Linked DNA regions of Homo sapiens: regions 1, 2, 3, 5 and 6 are each linked to region 4. Evidence: chromatin contacts called from ENCODE Hi-C or POLR2A ChIA-PET data. All regions are on one chromosome and are shown on one strand. The core of a region is the stretch at or near the end of the contact, and the rest is flanking DNA. Distances in the headings are between cores, read along the strand shown. Region 1 holds the start of PRDX1 (peroxiredoxin 1). Region 2 holds the start of TESK2 (testis associated actin remodelling kinase 2). Region 3 holds the start of LINC01144 (long intergenic non-protein coding RNA 1144). Region 4 holds the start of MAST2 (microtubule associated serine/threonine kinase 2). Region 5 holds the start of RAD54L (RAD54 like). Region 6 holds the start of TOE1 (target of EGR1, exonuclease).

The links. Hi-C counts contacts between places; a loop is a spot of excess contacts on that map. ChIA-PET counts read pairs that join two places held with the same protein, here RNA polymerase II (POLR2A). Pooled maps may share reads with other maps.
Region 1: a pooled map shows a loop between it and region 4 (6-fold over the local background). The contact joins the promoter of PRDX1 here to the promoter of MAST2 in region 4. A Hi-C loop is called at or near these places in 7 of 50 pooled maps. POLR2A ChIA-PET finds 5 or more read pairs at or near these places in 6 of 52 experiments (AG04450, H1, K562 and 3 more).
Region 2: a loop to region 4 is called in a map of CD4-positive, alpha-beta T cell, with 5 times the contacts of the local background. The contact joins the promoter of TESK2 here to the promoter of MAST2 in region 4. A Hi-C loop is called at or near these places in 6 of 168 maps with a recorded cell type or tissue (CD4-positive, alpha-beta T cell, PC-9, ascending aorta and 2 more), 1 of 37 single-sample maps with no recorded cell type and 13 of 50 pooled maps. POLR2A ChIA-PET finds 5 or more read pairs at or near these places in 1 of 52 experiments (GM12878).
Region 3: a loop to region 4 is called in a map of naive thymus-derived CD4-positive, alpha-beta T cell, with 4 times the contacts of the local background. The contact joins the promoter of LINC01144 here to the promoter of MAST2 in region 4. A Hi-C loop is called at or near these places in 1 of 168 maps with a recorded cell type or tissue (naive thymus-derived CD4-positive, alpha-beta T cell) and 4 of 50 pooled maps. POLR2A ChIA-PET finds 5 or more read pairs at or near these places in 3 of 52 experiments (GM12878, H1 and activated T-cell).
Region 5: a loop to region 4 is called in a pooled map, with 8 times the contacts of the local background. The contact joins the promoter of RAD54L here to the promoter of MAST2 in region 4. A Hi-C loop is called at or near these places in 1 of 37 single-sample maps with no recorded cell type and 11 of 50 pooled maps. POLR2A ChIA-PET finds 5 or more read pairs at or near these places in 2 of 52 experiments (GM12878 and OCI-LY7).
Region 6: a loop to region 4 is called in a map of sigmoid colon, with 7 times the contacts of the local background. The contact joins the promoter of TOE1 here to the promoter of MAST2 in region 4. A Hi-C loop is called at or near these places in 1 of 168 maps with a recorded cell type or tissue (sigmoid colon) and 9 of 50 pooled maps. POLR2A ChIA-PET finds 5 or more read pairs at or near these places in 2 of 52 experiments (A549 and PC-9).

What each region holds. Positions count from the first base shown.
Region 1 is chr1:45,520,215-45,523,517 of GRCh38, reverse strand. It overlaps PRDX1 (peroxiredoxin 1), which reads left to right and starts at 1,634. Exons shown (of 6, transcript NM_181697.3): 1 at 1,634-1,689. RefSeq lists an enhancer at 1,156-1,235 and a silencer at 2,278-2,440.
Region 2 is chr1:45,489,340-45,492,574 of GRCh38, reverse strand. TESK2 (testis associated actin remodelling kinase 2) reads left to right here and starts at 1,412. Exons shown (of 11, transcript NM_007170.3): 1 at 1,412-1,723. RefSeq lists enhancers at 1,124-1,418, 1,705-1,754 and a silencer at 1,255-1,474.
Region 3 is chr1:45,302,441-45,305,783 of GRCh38, reverse strand. It overlaps LINC01144 (long intergenic non-protein coding RNA 1144), which reads right to left and starts at 1,874. Exons shown (of 1, transcript NR_024270.1): 1 at 165-1,874. It overlaps LOC105378691 (a long non-coding RNA gene), which reads left to right and starts at 2,038. Exons shown (of 3, transcript XR_947287.4): 1 at 2,038-2,292. RefSeq lists enhancers at 1,542-1,781, 2,242-2,301 and a silencer at 1,972-2,151.
Region 4 is chr1:45,801,904-45,805,190 of GRCh38, reverse strand. It overlaps MAST2 (microtubule associated serine/threonine kinase 2), which reads right to left and starts at 1,579. Exons shown (of 29, transcript NM_015112.3): 1 at 1,119-1,579. The coding sequence starts at 1,295. RefSeq lists a silencer at 1,312-1,751.
Region 5 is chr1:46,245,956-46,249,288 of GRCh38, reverse strand. It overlaps RAD54L (RAD54 like), which reads right to left and starts at 1,526. Exons shown (of 18, transcript NM_003579.4): 1 at 881-1,526; 2 at 691-777. The coding sequence starts at 883. RefSeq lists a silencer at 1,706-1,965.
Region 6 is chr1:45,338,704-45,341,756 of GRCh38, reverse strand. It overlaps TOE1 (target of EGR1, exonuclease), which reads right to left and starts at 1,587. Exons shown (of 8, transcript NM_025077.4): 1 at 1,453-1,587; 2 at 542-684; 3 at 414-454; 4 at 188-284. The coding sequence starts at 1,504. It overlaps MUTYH (mutY DNA glycosylase), which reads left to right and starts at 1,787. Exons shown (of 16, transcript NM_001048174.2): 1 at 1,787-1,858. RefSeq lists enhancers at 262-928, 1,227-1,576, 929-1,597, 1,598-2,265.

The sequences.
Region 1 (3,303 bases), core at 385-2,884, 280 kb after region 4:
GGGTGGGAAAGATTGAGGCAAAGACTTTAGCTAATGCTCAGGAAATCTACGTTTTGTTTTTTGAGACGGAGTCTTGCTCTGTTGCCAGGCTGGAGTGCAGTGGTGCTCTCGGCTCACTGCAACCTCTGCCTCCGGGTTCAAGCGATTCCCCTGCCTCAGCCTCCCAAGTAGCTAGGACTACAGGCGCGCCACCACACTCGGCTAAGTTTTTGTATTTTAGCAGAGACAGGGTTTCACCATGTTGGCCAGGATGGTCTCGATCTCCTGACCTTATGATCCGCCCTCCTAGGTGGCCTAAATCTACATTTTTACATAAGATAAGGTGAATGTTTGAAGAAAAAGGGAATGGAGGAAGAAAACAATTATGTGGTGGACTCAGGGTAATCTAGTAGTAAGGTACTACTAGAAAGGTAGAAAGTAGTCTAGTAGAAAGGTAATCTAGTAGTGAACATTTATGGAATTTGTGGAATAGAGGCCAGGTGCGGTGGCTCGCGCTTACATTCCTAGCACTTTGGGAGGCCAAGGCGGGCGGATCACCTGAGGTCAGGCGTTGGAGACCAGCCTAGCCAACATGATGAAACCTCGTCTCTACTAAAAATACAAAAAATTAGCTGGGCGTGGTGGTGCGTGCTTGTAGTCCCAGACACTCCGGAGGTGAGGCGGGAGAATCGCTTGAGCCCGGGAGGTGGAGGTTGCAGTAAGCCAACACCGTGCCACTGCACTACAGCCTGGGCGACAGGGTGAGTGAGACTCCGTCTCAAAAAAATGTGGAATAGAACAAACTTTAGTTTTAGGAACTAGACTTTATATTGTAGATCTAGTTGCAATTGACACGTCCTTGTTTTATGGGAGGCTACATACTTTAAAGGTTTCCAGGGGAGCAAATAATTAATTATGATTTTGTGTATGTGTGTTTGTGGGGGGTAGTCATCAGGAAATGTCTGAGGCCTTTTGCCTTACCGTGTGGGTCTGGCTAATGTGTAATGTTTTGACTCAAGATTGTAAAGTCAAATTATTCATCCGGGGAGAGGATGGTCGTGTAACTGAATCAGCCTCCCAAGATGAACTTTCCCTCTGGCGTAAGTTTAGGAGTCCTGATATTTTATTTTCCTTTACAACAGAAAGCAGCAACCCTGTAATTAAAGAGAACAATGAAGGAAGCTATCTAAGCCATGAGGGTTACTGAGGATCTGCGCTGGGGTTAAGGCTGCGAACTTAAGAAATATTTGGATAGACAGTTCTCATGGCTTGGTGTGGTTAGACGTGGTCCTCCGTGGGCAGCAGCTAAGACGCTTACTCCAGTTTGGGCATTGAGGGCACAGTGCGTAGTGGTCCTGGAAGTAAAGAGAATCCTGGTTTTCCGCAGAGATCTAGGATTAACCTAAGCGTTCGGGTTCGGGAGCGGCCACAAGGGCGCCTCACTCCAACCTCAGCCATCCGCAACAGGGTGGGGTATTAGTATTTTTCCGCACCCGCCCCAACGAGGGAAAGCGCCGAGTCATTCCGGCGGGGCGCGCCGGGCGGGGCTCGGGCCACATCCCCCTCCTCTCTCTCCTCCTCCGGCACCCCCGTCCGTTCCGACTCTCGCGAGATCCCTACTGGCTATAAAGGCAGCGCCCCGGAGAGCTCTTGCGCGTCTTGTTCTTGCCTGGTGTCGGTGGTTAGTTTCTGCGACTTGTGTTGGGACTGGTGAGTGTGGGCAGTGCGGCCCCTGCGGAGTGAGGCGCGGCGCGCCCTTCTTGCCTGTTGCCTCTTCCTCCTCCTGTCCGGGGCCCGCCCGCGCTCGGGTGGGGGTGCTGTGATGCGTGAGGCAGCCGGGGGAGGCCCGGAGTCCGAGACTGCTTGAGCGCTGCGCACACCCCTCTCGTGGGCCCCCCACGTAGGTGCGGGAACCTGGTTGAACCCCAAGGCAAGCGTGGACTCGAGTCGAGTCTTCCCCCGGCAACTCGAGCACGTGGCGCGGCGTCTGGGCGGGCTGGTGGTGGGGGTCTCCGAGACTAGCCTCCTGCCGGACGGGGTGGGTTCGGGAAGCTTCTGGAATGGACCTGTATCCAGACTCGTGGCTGTAGAAGACAGCCTCTATGTATTTGGCTGTTCCGGGTCCTGAGCCTTGACTAGCTGCGGAGCTTCGGGTACCCTTTCCCCGTCTTTATTTTCCTGTACGTGGAATGGAGTTAGCGATGAGCCCAAATGTCCCCGCTGAAGCACTCTCTCTGCTGGTGCTTTCTCCAGTGCTGGGGAGGGACAGGGGGCACCTGAAGTGGGGTTTAGGGATGTGGCCCTCTACGCTGGGCAGATCCCCTGAAGGGGCCCGGTGGCGGCCTGAATCCCAGCAGCCTTTACCCCGAATTGGTTGGGTTTTGTACTTGGGGGCCACTTGGGAAAGAAGGATTGGACGAGAAGGCCATTTGGGGGCACCAAGTTGCAGCATGCCTTAGTTTTTGGTTTTTGTTTTTTGTCGTTAAAGGTGTTAAGGACTTTTTAAAAAACAGTTAAAAGTTTGCTAAGATCCATGCTTACAAAATTTCTTTTGCTTGTGGTATTGTGAACTAAGAACTTTGGGACTTGGAAAAGCTTTCAGACCGCGGCTTAGTGGGTTAAATCTCTGTTTTTTGAGCTAGAGTCTCGCTCTGTCGGCCAGGCTGGAGTGCAGTGGCGCGGTCTCGGCTTACTGCAACCCCTGTCTCCCGAATTCAAGCAATTCTTCTGCCTCAGCCTTAGGAGTAGCTGGGATTACAGGCTTGTGCCACCAAGCCCCGGCTAATTTTTGTATTTTTTTTTTTTTTTTTTTTTTGAGACGGAGTCTCGCTCTGTCGCCCAGGCTGGAGTGCAGTGGCTGGATCTCGGCTCACTGCAGCCTCCGCCTCCCGGGTTCACGCCATTCTCCTGCCTCAGCCTCCCGAGTAGCTGGGACTGCAGGCGCGTGCCACCACCCCCGGCTAATTTTTTGTATTTTTGTTAGAGACGGGGTTTCACTATGATGGCCAGGCTGGTCTCGAACTTCTGACCTCAGGTGATCTGCCTGCCTCGGCCTCCCAAAGTGCTGGGATTACAGGCTTGAGCCACAGCGCTTGGCCAAGATCTCAATACTAATCTTGGTGTTGATCTGGGTGAATCCAGTGCAACCTTCCTTTTCAGCAGTAAATTGATTCTTATACTTGTTTTCGCCCTGGGATATTAGCCCCAAAGTCAGGAACCCACCTTCACAAATGGTGAAGGGAATTCTAGGGCTTACACAATACCTAAAGATTTGAAATTAAGCAGATGCCAATCAATATCTTGGTCTTGCCTCTTTTTTTTTTT
Region 2 (3,235 bases), core at 163-2,662, 310 kb after region 4:
TAATTTTTCTATTTTTAGTAGAGACGAGGTTTCACCATGTTTGCCAGGATGGTCTCGATCTTCTGACTTCGTGATCCCCCTGCCTCGGCCTCCCAAAGTGGTGGGATTACAGGCGTGATCCACTGCTCCCGGCCCTGGCCATATTTCTTAAACTTTATGGCCACCAGGAATGCATACCACTTATACTCTTCCAGGAGGATGAAAGTCTTAAGATGTCTGAAAAGGGGTCTCTAACCCCTGGGAGTGCTAATACAGTAAGGCCCATACTGCTTGCTCTTGCCCTCCTCCTGTTCTAGTCTCTTCAGTCATGAGATTATGAGCTCCTGATGTCCAGGCACATGCAAAAAGTGAAGAAATATGTGCCTTGAACAGCTGGGCAGAATTCTTAGCTGGGAGCGGTGGCTCACGCCTGTAATCCCGGCACTTTCGTAGGCCAACGTGGGCCGATCACTTGAGTCCAGGAGTTACAGACCAGCCTGGGCAACATGGTAAACCCCGTCTCTACAAAATATACAAAAAATTAGTCAGGCATGCTGGCGTGTGCCTGTAGTCCCAGCTATCCGGGGAGGCTGAGTTGGGAGGATCATCTTAATCCAGGAGTTTGAGGCTGCAAGTGAGCCATGATCGCTCCATTGCACTCCATCATCCTGGGCGACAGAGTGAGACCCTTCTAAAAAAAAAACAACCAACAAAAACAACAAAAAATCCCAACTTATTCCCCACCAGCTTTCTTTCAAAATCTGTTTTCAAGCTAGCTGAAGTGTTACCTCCTCTAAGCTTTCACTTAACCGAATCTCATAGTCATGATTAATTGCTTCCCTAGCATTTTGTTTAGCTCTACTGATTGCTCTTACTATTTCAAGTCGGTATTATTGATATATTTTTTCCTCCTCACTATACTGAAATCCTGCAGGACGCAGCATTCTTACCGCTTTTCCTTACTCAGCTATACCTTGACCAACCCGAAAGCCGCGCCAGTCTAGTCCATTTTCTATTGGCTTTATCAATTACCAATCATTTCTGTGTTTAACATTTTTATTGGTCCATCTTGTGTTTACTGCCCCGCCCTCTAAGAGGCTCCTGGACTTGGGTTTCCCCCAGGTGTATTCCCTCCTCCTCGGTTCCGCCTTTCCCACACACTGCTTCTTCTGTTTTTACCTCGACTTCCTTCCTATTGGTTCCCTTCGTCCTCCGGAGTTGGCACCTACGGCTGTTGATTGGCTTTTCTGGACGCCCATTGTGCCCACCCTCATACCACGTGGCATTCCTAGCGCTAATTGGGCAATTCCACTACCTCGTTTATCAGGAGTTGACGGTTGACTGGCTACTCTGAGGGAGGGCTTGAGGGAGGGGCGTGGCCAGCCGAGACCCCGCCCCCAACCCCCCTGCTGGGCCGGGTAGGCGTTTCAGTCTTTCGCGGCCCGGGAGCTCAGCAGAGCTACCAGCTGCCCTGTTGGCTTCGCTGGTCGGATCGTCCTCCTGGCCCCGCCAAACAGGCGGGGGGAGCGGCCCCGACTGTGGGGCCATGGCAGTAGTCTCCTCGTTCGCCGCCGCCGCTAGCCTAGCTGAGTCGCCGGCTTCTGCGCTAGGGGCTCCCACCGCCTCCGCAGGCTAAGGAGCCGCTGCCACCAACGAGCTGTGAGGGTTACTATGCTCCCTCTTTGCCGCCGTCTCCTCCTCTTGCCCGCGCAGGCACCCCTCTGGCTGCTCAGTCCTGCCTCAGGTAACGTGAAAAGAGGACGGGGGTCACAAACCCGGGCATCCTGCCTGGCCCGCGCGCGCTGCCGCTCCACCTCCTCTGCCCCGGAGCAGAGGCGCCTGCGTCCCTCCGCACCCGACGGGACCCCTCGGCTTCCCAGAGGTCCCCCTCTCAGCGGCGGCGGACGCTCCCTTCCTGGCCGCTTTCCCCTTTCCTTCTCACTTCCCTCAGGCTCCCCGCCACGTCTGCTCCCCCTTAGAACCTGGGAACCCATTAGAAGTTACCTCGCTCGCATTAGGGATCTTTCGTTTTCTCGGAAAACTCTTGTTTCAGAGACTTCCAGCTCCCCACTGAGCGCCTCCCTGCTCGCATACCCGCTCCTGCCTCAGAGATCTGGGTTCCTTCACTTGACTTCCCTCCGATACACTCTTCCCTCGAAAACGTTCACCTCTACCCAGGAAAACAATTCCCTCCCCTCAGACCCTACTGCCTTCCCCCTCTTCTTTCCTCGCTTGTCATCGTCTCCCTTCCTTTCCCCTCTCTGCTTTTTACTCTTCGCTGTGAAGAGTGGACTAAGCCAGTGTTCAGATTTCGCTACAAGCGAAATCCAGGTTTGCGTAATTTAAAAGTCTTTAAATTGTATACCTCTGAGAAGAACTTGCTGAGGAATTTGGACTTCATGCTGCATGCATGGGGAGCCGTTGAAGGTTTTGTAAGCAGGAGCTTGGTATGATTGCATTATCTTTGGTGAAAATATAGAGGAAGGATTGAAAGTGAAGACCGTGGAGGCGGAAAGGCCAGGTAGGCAGAAAACGAGTGTGCTCATCCAGGCGGGAGGGAATGGCCCGAAATTCCAAGAGGTTTCAAAATAAAGTTGAGAAGAATAGTAGAAAGTTTCTGACTTGGCTGATGGTGTGAATCGGTAGTGTTAATTGAAATAGGGAACATAGTCTCTGGTTATACCACCCTCAACGCTCCTGATCTCATCTGAAATAGGGAGCATAAAAAAGCAATTTTGAGAGAAGGTAATAAATTTGGTTTTGAACAAGTTAAGTTTCAGGGTTTGTTTGTTAGTTTTTGTTTTTTTTGACGGAGTCTCATTCTGTCACCCAGGCTGGAGTGCAGTGGCACGATCTCAGCTCACTGCCACCTCCTCCTCCCAGGTACAAGCGATTCTCCTGCCTCAGACTACCGAGTAGCTGGGATTACAGGCATGCGCCACCACGTCCGGCTAATTTTTGTACTTTTAGTAGAGACGGGGTTTCCCCACGTTGGCCAGGCTGGTTTCGAACGTCTGACCTCAGTCAATCCGCCCACCTCGGCCTCCCACAGTGCTGGGATTACAGGCGTGAGCCACTGCTCCCAGCCGAGTTTGAGGTGTTTTGAAATATCACTGTGGGTATCTGGAAATTTGGGTCTGAAAATTGGGAGAAAGCTTGGACCTGGATACATAAATTTGGAGGGTCAAGAGAATATATGGGGGATATTTGTGTGCCTTAGTATGGAATGGTAATACTGAAAGATGAGAAGGGCTGT
Region 3 (3,343 bases), core at 625-3,124, 500 kb after region 4:
GGGTACTCTCAGACCTCAGCAAATTGTCCTATTGGTTTGAGCCATAAAGTTAGCTCATGCTGGTACCATGCACCAATGGGAGATTTGTCAAAAGTCAGGGGCATCTCCACTCAGAATCCCTCAATGATTACCAAAATGTGAACCCTGAAAATTTGAGACAGGTCTCAGTTAATTCAGAAACTTTATTTTGCCAAGGTTGAAGATGCGTGCCCGTGACACAGCCTCAGGGAGTCCTGGCGACATGTGCCCAAGGTGGTCAGGGCACAGTTTGTTTTCATACATTTTAAGGAGACATGAGACATCAATCGATATATGTAAGAAGTACGTTGGTTCCGTCCAGAAAGGCGGGGACAACTCGAAGTGGGGAGGGGGCTTCCAGGTCGCAGGTAGCTGAGAGACAAATGGTTGCATTATTTTGTTTCTGACAAGCCTCTCCAAAGGAGGCAATCAGGTATGTGTCTATCTCAGCGAGCAGAGGAGTGACTGAATAAAATGGGAGGCAGGTTTGCCCTGAGTAGTTCCCAGCTTGACTTTTCCCTTCAGCTTAGTGATTTGTGGGGCCCCAAGATTTCCCACAAGTGAAAGGAAAATATCTCAATCCCCCGCCCCAAATCACCAAGCTCAAAGGAAAATTCAGGTTGGGAACTGCTCAGGCCACACCTGCCTCCCATTCTATTCAGTCACCCCTCTGCTCATGATGAACAGGATGCTGCTGAACCCTGGGGTCGCTGGGGCCTTAAATGACTTTGATGATGAGAGACTGGGCATGGAGAGCTAGAGGCCCTCATCTCCCTTCCCCAGCGAGTCGGAAGCGTCCCCATTACTAGTTCCTAGAATATGCTGAGATGTCTCAGGTTGCGGTGTGCAGCTGGGAGTTGCAGCCTGGCAGGAGGCCCAGGTTTTAGCCTGTGAACCGGGGCCCTGCTATGTAGGCCAGGGTGGCTCTGACCTGGCACTCTGTGGGGCCAGGGCAGACATAGCAGCAAAGGCCATGGGGTCACAAAGAGAGAGACTGCAGAAGGATCAGGAGTAACAGGCATAATGGGGCTATTCTTCCCTAGGCCTGAACACTGGGAAGGCACTGGCAGGGCCCCGGTTTTGATGGTGGATTCTTGGAGTAGGGGCCTTGGTAATAGGGCTCTGAGTGCTGGGGCAGAATGGGCTATCTTGACCCTTCATAGTCAGGGTCCCAAGTGGGCAATCCTGGAGCCTCCAGGTCTTTGGTCCAGCGGCGGGGTTTTCCACTCAAGGGCCACAGGTACAGACAAGCAGAGCAGAAACAGCCCCCCCGGCCTTTCACTTCCCACCTGCTCCCGAGGGAGAGAGTAAGGTTTCTGGGGGTAAGTGGGGGCTATCTGAAAGAAAAGGGTGATTTTGGCTGGGGCTCGGTGCCCTACAAGAGCCCTTGCTTGACTTTGACGCAAGGCACAGACTGGGCTCTGAAGGGGCAGGCTGGGGGGTAGACGTCGTCATGGATGTTGGATCTCCCTTCCGGCCATGGCCCAAGTACGACCCCTGTTCCCTTAAAGTCAGGACCTCGCAGAACTTTCGCAAGATGGGTCCTCGGAGTCTGCCCGCGATTGCGCTCCCAAGGGGTGCCGCTGCCGAGGGTAGGCGCGCCAGTCGAGATCAAAGCGGATGGGATGACGCCACTGGAGGGCGCGCGGGGCCGCGGGGCAGGGTGGTGCTCCTGCTGCAGGTTTCAGGCCTCTTCTGCCTTCTACAGCCGCCAGGTCAGCAGAGGCGGAGGCCCGGGCTGTGGATGGCCGAGGAGCCGAACTCGTGAAGCCACGTTCCTCCTGCAGCTCTTAACCCAGGCGCGGCGGCTCGCCGGGCCGCTCCCCTTACTCCGAAACCGTGAGCCTCAGCCCTTCCCTCTCTCCCCAATCCCAGGGGGCGCCGGCGGACACCCCAGAAACCCACGCGCTCTCGTTCCTGGTCCCGCCCCCTCTACGTTCCCTCCCCCTCTACGTTCCCTCCCCTTTTCCTTCCAGAGGCGGCGGCCCCGGAAGCTCCCGCCATTCTGGACCCGCCCCCTCCAAGCTCCCGCCCCTTTCCCTTCCTGTGGAGGCGGCCTCGGAAGCTCCCGTCTTTCTGGACCCGCCCCTTCCCCACCCTGCTCCGCCCTCGGCCCCGGCCCCCGCTCCGAGCTCCCTTAGCTCTAAGCGGTTCCGGAAGCTCCCGCCTTTCTGGACACGCCCCTGCCTCCCCCACAGGATTCCGACTCTCTCCCGGCTCGTCGAGGGCTTGACATTTTACCGGGGGGTGGCCCAGAAAAACCTCGTAGAGATGGTGACTTTAAAAAATTCTTTTTCGGCTAGGTGCGGTGACTCACGCCTGTAATCCCAGCGCTTTGGGAGGCCGAGGCGGGCGGATCACTTGAAATCACGAGTTCGAGATCCGCCTGGCCAACATGGTGAAACCCCGTCTCTACAAAAATACAAAAATTAGCCGGGCGTAGTGGCGCAGGCCTGTGGTCCCAGCTACTCGGGAGGTTGAGGTGGGAGGATCGCCCGAGCTGGGGGAGGTTAAGGCTGCAGTGAGCTGTGATCGCGCCACTGCACTCCAGCCTGGACGACAGGGCAAGATTGTGCCTTAAAAATAAAAACTTGTTTTGGTAAAATACACATAATATTTACCATATGTACTTTTTTTTTTTTTTTAAATGGAGTCTGGTTCTGTTGCCCAGACTGGAGTGCAGTGGCACACCACTGGGTTCAAGCGATTCTCGTGTCTCAGCCACCCATGTAGCTGGGATTACAGGCATGCGCCACCACGCTGGGCTAATTTTTGTCTTTTTAGTAGAGATGGGGGTTTCTGCCATGTTGGCCAGGCTGGTCTGGAACTCGTGGCCTCAGGTGATCTGCCTGCCTTGGCCTCCCAAAGTGCTGGGATTACAGGCTGAGCCACCGTGCCCGGCCCTACCATGATTTTTTTTTTTTTTAAACAGAAGTCTTGCTCTGTCGCCCAGGCAATGGCACGATCTCGGCTAATTGCATCCTCCGCCTCCGGGGTTCAAGTGATTCTCCTGCCTCAGCTTCCAGAATAGCTGGGATTACAGGCACCTGCACCATGCCCAGTTAATTTTTGTATTTTTGGTAGAGAGGGAGTTTCGCCATGTTGGCCAGGCTGGTCTCGAACACTTGACCTCAGGTGATCACCTGCCTTGGCCTCCCAGAGTGCTGGGATTACAGGTGTCAGCCACTGCGCCCAGCCTACCATGGTATTTTTAATGGCCACGTAATACCCTGTGTGTGTTATATTGTGTGGATGTGTTATATTAATTTAACCAGCCCCCTATTGATTAACATTGTAGCTGTTTATAAAATGGTGTAGTAAACAT
Region 4 (3,287 bases), core at 330-2,829:
TGTAATCCCAGCTAGCCGGGAGGCTGAGGCAGGAGAATCGCTGAACCCAGGAGGTGGAGGTTGCAGTGAGCCGAAATAATGCCACTGCACTCTCCCCTGGGCGACAGAGCGAGACTTCGTCTCAAAAAAAAAAAAAAATGTCTAAGGAAAATGCTAATTTATCTGAGAGAAAAGAGGTAAGAGACCTATAAGAAGTCTTAAAACATTCATGGATGAAGTCAGTAGGATCCCGAATAGAGCTGAACAAAAGGAAAGCTGTCACTAGAGTTCATTACTACAGAACATTTTTCTGTAAATCCAACAAGACCAAGGATTACTTATTCTCCTTTCACTAAACTTATTACCGCTACTAGTGGCAGCTTCTCCTGCCTGATAAAACTGACCTTTATCCCCTACTCATAAATACACCTACTCTTGACTAATAAATTACATAAACATATCCTGTTCATTCAGAAACTCCATGAATATTTGTATGCTGCTGTGTTTTCCCAGTAATGTGTTTTCAGTGGAAAACTAGCAGGCAAACCATATATCTACGAATTCTGTTCACAAAATTGGGCTTAACACTGCTCACATGCAGGTGTTTCACAAGTGCTTTCTTGTGAAATAGATGGTTGGTAAAGAGAGCCTTAACAATGATTGTGAACACACTGGTACAAAAGTATAATGATGGCCAAATCAGAGAATGCTTGGGAGTGTCATCCGTTTTTACAATTTTAAGGACAACCTCTAGAAAACAGGATAACACTACATCAAATTGACTTACATCTTACTCTATTTACTCCTATGGATAACTCCTCAACGCCTCTTTAGTAAGCCTACTCGTTGCAGCTCACACACTCAGCCCACATTCCAGCGTCCTTTCGCCCCATCCAGAACCCCTGACTATCTCTTGCACCAATTTTTCATTCTTCTACACCCCCATTTCCAATACAACCCCAGGCCACCACTTCCATTTCTCCACTCCCCATTTCTCGGCCTCCCCAGACCTCCCACTCCTCCCCGCGAACTACTCAGACCCCACCCCTCCAAAGCTCCAGCCCGGGTCCTCCCGCCGAAGATCCCCTCCCCCACGGCTTCCATTCAGGTTCACCCTCCCGGATCCCAACCCGCCCTACCTGCTCCTTGCCCTCGGGCCCCGCGGGGCCCGTCCGCTCCTCCAGCCGCTGCCTCCCGGGCGGCGCTCGCCGGCGCGGCGGCAAAGACTGAGACAGCTCCGCTGCCCGCTGAACTCCATCCTCCCGGCGGTCGGGCGGCGGCGGCTGCGGTCGGTCGCGGCAGCGGCTCCGCTTCATATCTGCAGCTGGGGCCCGCGGGCGTCAGCGCCGCGACTGTCCCGGCTCCGCACTGCCCCGGGCCGCAGCGCAGCCGCGCCAACCACCACCCGCGGCCACCATGGCCGGACGGGCTCCCTAAGCCACCGACCCCAGCCCGCGGCGCCTTCGAGCCTTCTGGGGCCTCCGGCGCCGCGACCTCCTCTGCGCTCCTCACGGAAGAGACAGCATCGCTGACGCCTCGCCTTCTCCCACCCAGCACACGTTGGGCAGGCCACCCGCCGCCGGCTCAGCCGCCTGCCTACAGCCAGCCTTCGGCCGGCCCCGCCCCTCACGCGCGCGCACCGGGAGCCCGCCCGCCACCTCCGGCCGCGCGCCGCCTCCCGCGCACGCGCCAGCGAACGGTCGCAAAGGACCCGCCCGTGGCCCTGGCGCGCAGTCGGAGGACCAGAAGCGAGCGGGGCTCTCGGCGCGCCGTCAGCGGCTGCGGACTCCCATTGAATCTTTCATTCATCCATTCATGAAACTGCTGGGCCAAGCTCAGTGCTGGGGACCCAAAAATGAGTTCGAGTCGATCGGTGTCCTCAAAGAACTAGGGAGAGAGGGGCCGGGAGCAGGAAGGAGACAGAATAACACAACTAATGAATAGAAGGCTAATGCATGCTTTTTTATTTAGTGCCTGCCAACTCTCACCTAATTCTCACATCACACTTAGGAGGCAAATCTGCGCATTCTCATATTACAGATAAAGAGACTGAGGCGAAGTGAAATGCACCAGGTCACCCAGCAAATCAGTGATCAAACTAGACGGAATTCTGGCTCTTCTGTCCCTTTCCACCGTGTTTGCTCTTTCCGGACAGTAAGACAGTGTGGAAACGCCTATAAAAGTGGAAAAAGTGATGGATTCCTTCTGGGAGGAGGAGAGGACAAAAAAGGCATACAATGAAGTCATCGTGTAGAGCCCAGCCCAGTCTGCTGTGGCCTGGGTAGCCTGACCTGCTGCCTGCAGTGACTCATCTGCTCAGCAACATGTGGTGGTAGCTCAGCTCTGGCCTCCCTCTGGCTTCAGCTGGTCTGCCACATGTTGTGTTTTTCCTCTTTTGACCTAGAAGCCTTGCTTAAAGCCTTCACCCATTTGTCCTGGGCCTCTTCCCTGACCCCTTTCTGAGTAATAAAAATAGCCAACACTATGGAGTGCCCACTGCATACCACACACTGTGCATTCAATTCAGACATACACAAACAAGAAGTAAGTTGTATTTCCATTTTACAGTTGAGGAAATAGGCTCAAATTACATAATATGCTCAACATCACACAGCTTATAAGTCCAGAGCCAGGACTCAAACCCAGGTCTGCCAGATCCGGACAGAAAGACAGTGCGGAAACACCTATAAAAGTGGAAAAAGTGATGGATTCCTTCTGGGAGGCCGGGAGGATGCACATAACCAATGTGCTCTACGGCCTGTCACCAGCCTGCTCCTCTATTCCCTGTCCCAGTTCCTTACCACCCATCCAGTTGCCTCAACCAGAAACCTGGAAATCATCCTGGACTCCTTCCTTGTCCTTTCCTCACATCCAATAAATGAACAAGTCTTATTGCCTCTATAACCTCACTATTTCTCCAATCTGCCTCCTCTTTCCGTCCCATTGGCACCACCTCAAGTTTCATCTTCCCTCACCTACTTGACTGAGAAAGCCTTCAACGGGTTCACTTATGCCAGTCTCATTGTCTTTAAACTCATCCTTCAAAAAGCCCTCACAAGACTCTTCCTATATGTTACTTGCTTGCTTAAAACAATTAAATGGACCGGGTGCAGTGGCTCACGCCTATAATCCCAGCACTTTGGGAGGCCAAGGCGGGCAGATCATGAATTCAGGAGATCGAGACCATCCTGGCTAACACAGTGAAACCCCGTCTCTACTAAAAATACAAAAAAATTAGCCAGGCGTGGTGGTGGGTGCCTGTAGTCCCAGCTACTCAGGAGGCTGAGAACTGCATGAACCTGGGAGAC
Region 5 (3,333 bases), core at 277-2,776, 440 kb before region 4:
CACCCCTACCCCACACCTTATTCACACACTGCTCCTGCCAAAAAGTGCCTTCTAGTCCTTGCGTAGCTGATCCCTTCCTTCAAAGTTCCAGTGGCCAAGCCCCCACTTCTTGAACTGCTCTTATTCTCTGAAGTCCATGCTGCACTGTCCTATTTATTTTGGTTTACATAGGTCCTGCCCACAGCCAGCCCCAACAAGCCTCCAAAACAGGAAGCAGAGCCCAGGGCCCAACCTAAAGTAGAATATACTGTACTTGAGTATGAGCAAGGACTGGAAGGACACAACCTGTCAGATCTAGGCCCAAGTGAGCCCAGGACTCCAAGGTAGGCCCAGAACACTCTACTGTTCTGTGACACTGGGCAGGGGACAAAGAGCAAAAGAGCCAGCTGCTAATTGCTGTTGTGTAGCCCTTTTTTCCAAGCAGAGTCAAAAGGTCCAATCCAACTGGCTCTTTTGCTTATCTTTTCCCACCAGGAAAACTGAGGCTATATTAGCTTCTAGTGACTACCCTGAGGATAAAGATTTTACTAATCTTGTTCAATGCCTGGCACATAGTAAGTACTCACTAAAAGTTTATTGAACATACAAAAGAGGCATCTGGAATTGGCTATGTAACCCTAGAAACCAAATCCTGGCTTCTTTTCTGTCCAAACAGCTCTACCCACCTTCCCTGTCCCCTTGAGTGCTCACCACTAGGCCAGGTTGCCAGTCTTCATCATCACAGGACCTGCCTTCAGGTTTTCTCTTGGCCAGCTGGCTGGGAGCCAAGCTCCTCCTCTGTAAAGGGAGAACAGAAACAGTGCCTGCAAGGATCCTGCAGCCTAGGCCTACTAGACCCTGACCCAGGGCTATTCCCAGTCTCCCCTAGGCCCACACTTACCATCCTGGGCCTAGGAGTTTAAAACGTCAAGTACCCATGAGCCAAAGGTCAAAAGCAGGCAGCGGCTAAGAGTGTAGGACCAGGGTCTAATCTGTAGAGGGGGCTGCTACATTATTGAGAGGACCGGCTAATTAAAGAGGGGGCATGGATGGCGGGAATCCATCCAGGAACTGGTGTTTGGAACCAAACTGTGAGAGTGGCCGTCCCCAATAAGCCGAGACGAGAGATTAGGCCAAAGAGGAAGAGACCAAGCAGAGATTAGTGTGGGATTGGGGAGGAGGCAGGTGGAGTCCCAGACTGGGCGGAGTGGAGTGGGGATGATGGTCCCAGTCCGGGTGAAGGGAGGAGGTAGTTGCGCGGCGGGGCGGGGTGGGATTGGGGGTGGGTAATCACTGGCCAGGAGAGAGAAGCTGGGGTGAAAGTCCGAGGCCCGGGTGGGGAGGGCGAGTCTGGAGAAAGGAAATTTCCCAGGGCTGGAGGTGGAAACCAGGATCAGACTCAGGGAGGTCGAGCAGGAAGCCACGCGGGCGTGTAAAAAACCCAGGTTAGGAGGGGAATACCAGGAGGGGCTGAAAAGAGCGACAGAGATAGACGCAGACCCCAGCACCTCTCTCTCAACCTTCCTGTTCCCAAAGCGCGCGTTAACAGCCGCCAAGACTCACCGACCCGCCAAGACCGGGTCAATCGAACCTCCCGCCGCGCTGCCGTCGTATCACCCATTGGCTGCGTTCGATGAGTTCGGCGCTCGCGACCCAAGGAAGAGGCGGGAATAGTGCTGCGCCCAATGAGGAGTCTGGGCTCTGGAGCTGGAGAAGCTAAATTGACCTACTAGGAGGCGTGACTTAGATGGGAGGGCGGGGCCAACAGAGGTGGGCGGTTGGGCGAGAAGAGAGGGGCGGGGCGGGGGCGGGGGTGGCGGGGGAGGGGCGGGGCCAACAGCGAGGAGCAGTTGGGCGAGAAGAGCGGGGCGGGGCGAGAAGAGCTGGACGGGGCGGGGAGGGGCGGGGCCAACAGTGGGGAGCGGTTGGGCTAGAGGAGCGGGGCAGGGCTAGAAGAGCTGGACTGGACGCGACGGAGCGGGGAGGGGAGGGGCGGAATTACTACCTGCGAGCTGGAATTCGGCCCGTCTCGGGTGTTTGTCCCAGGTCGGTGAGCTGTGGTCCCGCAGCTATGGAAGGGAAGATTTACGCCACATTGAGCAGCAGGGGAGTTACCACCTGTAGTGGACAGCTGGGGATTATGAAAGGCGGCACATTTCTGGGAGTTTGGATTGAATCTACAGTGGTACCAGGTCTAGAGCGGAGGGCCGGGGTTGGAGTCAGGCCTCGCCCACCCAGAAAGTGGGGAGAGGCATTCGGCCCAGACTGCCACGTGGCGGGCTCGGGCAATGGGAGCCCCCGGATGACGCGACTTTCTCGCTCAGGGGTGTCTTGAAAGAAGCTGCCTTCCTCTCCAAGGCCAAACCGCGTTGGAGGAAGCGTTGTGTTTGGAGTCAGAGATTTAATCATCCAATCTCTCAAAACGTCAGTTTCTTCATATCTAAAGTGGCATTATAATAGTACCTCCCCCCCATGGCTATTCTGACAAGTAAATTAATGTGCGTAAAGCACCCAACAGTGGCATGCACAACCTAGGTACTCACTAATAATGATAAGGGTGTATTTATAGCATTTACCACCAGGCATTTCTGAGCTTCTAAGATATAACAGTTCATGTAATGCTCATGACTATGAGGTAGGTTTATTTTTGTCCCCATTTTGTAAGTGAGGAAACAGGCCTAGATAGGCTAGTAACTTGTACAAGGTCACACACCTGAGTATAGCTTAAGCCATCCTCACAGGGTTATCAAGAATTCTGAGGTCAGGCATGGTGGCTCACACCTGTAATTCCAGCACTTTGGGAGGCCGAGGCAGGAGGATTGCTTGAGCCCAGGACTTCCAGATCAGCCTGGGCAACACGGAGAAACCCCATATCTACAAAAAAATTAGCCAGGCATGGTGGTGCACAGCTGTAGTCCTAGCTATTGCAGACGCTGAGCTTGGAAGCATCGCTTGAGCCTGGAAGGTCAAGCTGCAGTGAGCCAAGATCGCGCCACTGCACTCCAACCTGGACGACAGAGCAAGACCCTATCTCAAAACAAAGAATTCTGGGCCGGGCGCGGTGGCTTACGCCTGTAATCCCAGCACTTTGGGAGGCCGAGACGGGCGGATCACAAGGTCAGGAGATCGAGACCATCCTGGCTAACACGTGAAACCCCGTCTCTACTAAAAATACAAAAAATTAGCCGGGAGCGTTGGCGGGCGCCTGTAGTCCCAGCTACTCGGGAGGCTGAGGCAGGAGAATGGCGTGAACCCGGGAGGCGGAGCTTGCAGTGAGCTAAGATCGTGCCACTGCACTCCAGCCTGGGCGATAGAGCGAGACTCCGTCCCAAAAAAAAAAAAAAAGAATTCTGG
Region 6 (3,053 bases), core at 338-2,837, 460 kb after region 4:
CTAAAGAACTTACTCATTTAACCAAACACCACCTGTTCCCCATAAACCTATTCAAATAAAAAAAAAAAAACTATCAAGTCAAAAAAAAAGATTTGGGAGAGAAATGCTTCCTATCTGATGTTCCCTAGAATCTCTCTACCCTCCACCCCACAGCCACACCTAGGATTGGGGTGAGATCAGCTCATACCTTGTCTGGCTGCCGCTTGAAGCAGGCGAGGCCCAGGGAAAGGATAGAACGGGTCCTGGCAGCATGACACACGGCCTTGTAACGTTCCTCAATGCACCTTGGGGTTGGGTATGGGGGTTGCTGTGGCTAGGAGTTAGCCTTATGAAGGACCCAAACCACCCAGGTCTGTGACCCCCCCACTCCACAGTTGAGGGCTGGCACTAAAGAGAAAAGGGCTTATACTTACTGGTTCAGCAAACTCTTCCTGTCCCCAAGCCCACTCAGCTCCTGTGGGTAGGTAAAGGGAGAGTTGTGACAGGCCTCTAGCACCAGCCCCTTCACAACCACCTGCCCTCCTTGTTTCCCAACTCTCACCGTGTCCACAGCCACGAAATTAGCTGTCTTTATGGCTAGCAGGAGGGATGGCCACATCTCCTTGAAGTTGTTGCTTTGCACATCCACTACGGGAACCTGGACTACTAGCTCCTCCCCAGATGTTGTGCTTTTGCTGACACCACCTGGGGGTTAGGAGGGTGATGGATGTTCATGCTTAAGGAAAGAGCCCAGGGGAACAGACACCAAGCTAGGCCACGGTGATGGTGGTAAGGGGGGTAGTTTCCATTGGTAGCTTTTCCCACAAGCCTTTGTAACCCACGTGTTCTACACACAGGCCTTGGAGTGGAGAATGCCCTGAATTTGGGGAGAGGAAGCCTGAGTCTTCTACTGGCTTGTATGAGCCTGGGTAAATTACTTCCCACCTCGCTTTCACAATCTGTAGAGGAGAAAGTTGGACTAGACGACCTTTGATTCTTTTTTCCCATGTCCTGCAGGAAACATTTTGTAGGGCTTGAGGATCTCAGCTCCCTTAATATCCCACAGGGATCCATACTACTGTTCTCATGGTGCCCCAGCGCCACAAGCAACAGCTCCCAGTAAGCCCCAGAGCCTGGCAGTGCCCCACACCAGAGCTCCCAATACGTCCTACCTTCCTTTGGATCACAACGCTCAATCCACTCCACTGAACTGAATCACAACTATTACTACTAACCGTTATGAGCTCCAGACTACATCTCCCGCCATGCCTCCATCAGCCCCATGCTCCCAACGCTCCAGGCTTTTGCAGCCGGAGCCGCGGTGTACAACGGAACTTGTAGTCTCCTCGTGGCTAGTTCAGGCGGAAGGAGCAGTCCTCTGAAGCTTGAGGAGCCTCTAGAACTATGAGCCCGAGGCCTTCCCCTCTCCCAGAGCGCAGAGGCTTTGAAGGCTACCTCTGGGAAGCCGCTCACCGTCGGAAGCTGCGGGAGCTGAAACTGCGCCATCGTCACTGTCGGCGGCCATGACACCGCTCGTCTCCCGCCTGAGTCGTCTGTGGGTACGCTGGACTTGCGGTCCGTCTCCTGGCGCGGTTCAGGCAGTCGGGGATGGGGCGGGGTCTCGCCGTCGGGTCGCCGATGGGTCGAACTTCCGTTCAGACGTCCCGGGTCCGGCGCGGGGAAGGCAGCCTGGCGCGCGCTAATTGCCTATTGGCCTGTGCTGCCGGCTCGCAGCCCGGGTGGACCCGAGCCACGCCCCCTGGAGTGCGCCGGAAAGCCGGGCGCGCTAGAGCTCGCGGGAGGTAATCTTTCTCTCCTGCTCTCGCGGCGGGAACGCGGGGCCTCCGTGTTCTGCTGTCTTCATCAGCGTGGGCCGCGGGTAGCGGGTAGTGGGGTGGCTGGGTTTGGGCTTTCCAGAGAAGGTGACGCTGCCTGAGCTGAGCTTAAAGCACGCCCAGGAGTTAGACTAGGAGAGGGTCGTGTGGGGGAAAGAAGGGCGTTCTGGGCATCGGTAAATTCCCAGAGAGGATGGAGAGCTCAGTGATCTCCAGAAAGTGAAAGAGGCGGGGAGTGGGCCATCGGAGGAGGCTGCCCAGGGTGTAAGAGCGACCGATTGGTAGGGAAGCTTTTGTAATAATCCAATCAAGTGATAATGTGAACTTGAATTAAGGCTGGCAGTATGGATGGCGAGGAAGGGACAAATTGTGAAGCAGCTAGGCGGTATAGTCGACCTAGAGGGTGATTGAATTTGAAAGAGGTTCCTAGGCCGGGCGCGGTGGCTCACGCCTGTAATCCCAGCACTTTGGGAGGCCGAGGCGGGCGGATTACCTGAGGTCCGGAGTTCAAAACCAGCCTGGCCAACATGGTGAAACCCCGTCTCTACTAAAAGTACAAAAAAAATTAGCTGGGTATGGTGCGGGCGCCTGTAATCCCACTACTTGGGAGGCTGAGGCAGGAGAATCGCTTGAACCTGGGAGGCAGAGGTTGCGGTGAGCCGAGATCACGCCATTTTGCACTTCAGCCTAGGCAACAAGAGCGAAACTCCGTCTCAAAAAAAAAAAAAAAAAAAAAATTCCTATTGGAGACTAGTCCCTCCGTAAACACTACGATTCCCATCCACCTCTGCCTTCCAGTGCTCCTTTGTTACTCATTGTTTATAGTTAATCTTCAGCTTCTCTCAACTGAGCCCATTTCATCATTATTCAGAACTGCTTGGGCCGGGCGCAGTGGCTTATGGCCTGTAATCATCTTAGGAGGCCAAGGTGGGAGGATCGCTTGACCCTAGGAGTTCAAGACTAGCCTGGGCAACATAGTGAAACCTTGTCTCTACAAAAAGAAAATTAAAAATTAGTTGGGCATGGTGGTGCGCACCTGTAGTCCCAGCTACAGGAGGCTGAGGTGAGAGGATGGCTTGAGCCCAGGAGGTCGAGGCTGCAGTGAGCCATGTTCTTATTGCACTCCAGCCTGAGTGGCAGAGCAGCAAAGTGAGGGACACACTGTCTCTAAAAACAAAACAAACAAACAAAAAAAAAACAAAAATAAAAAAACTCTTTGGATTTCTCCTATCCTAAAAA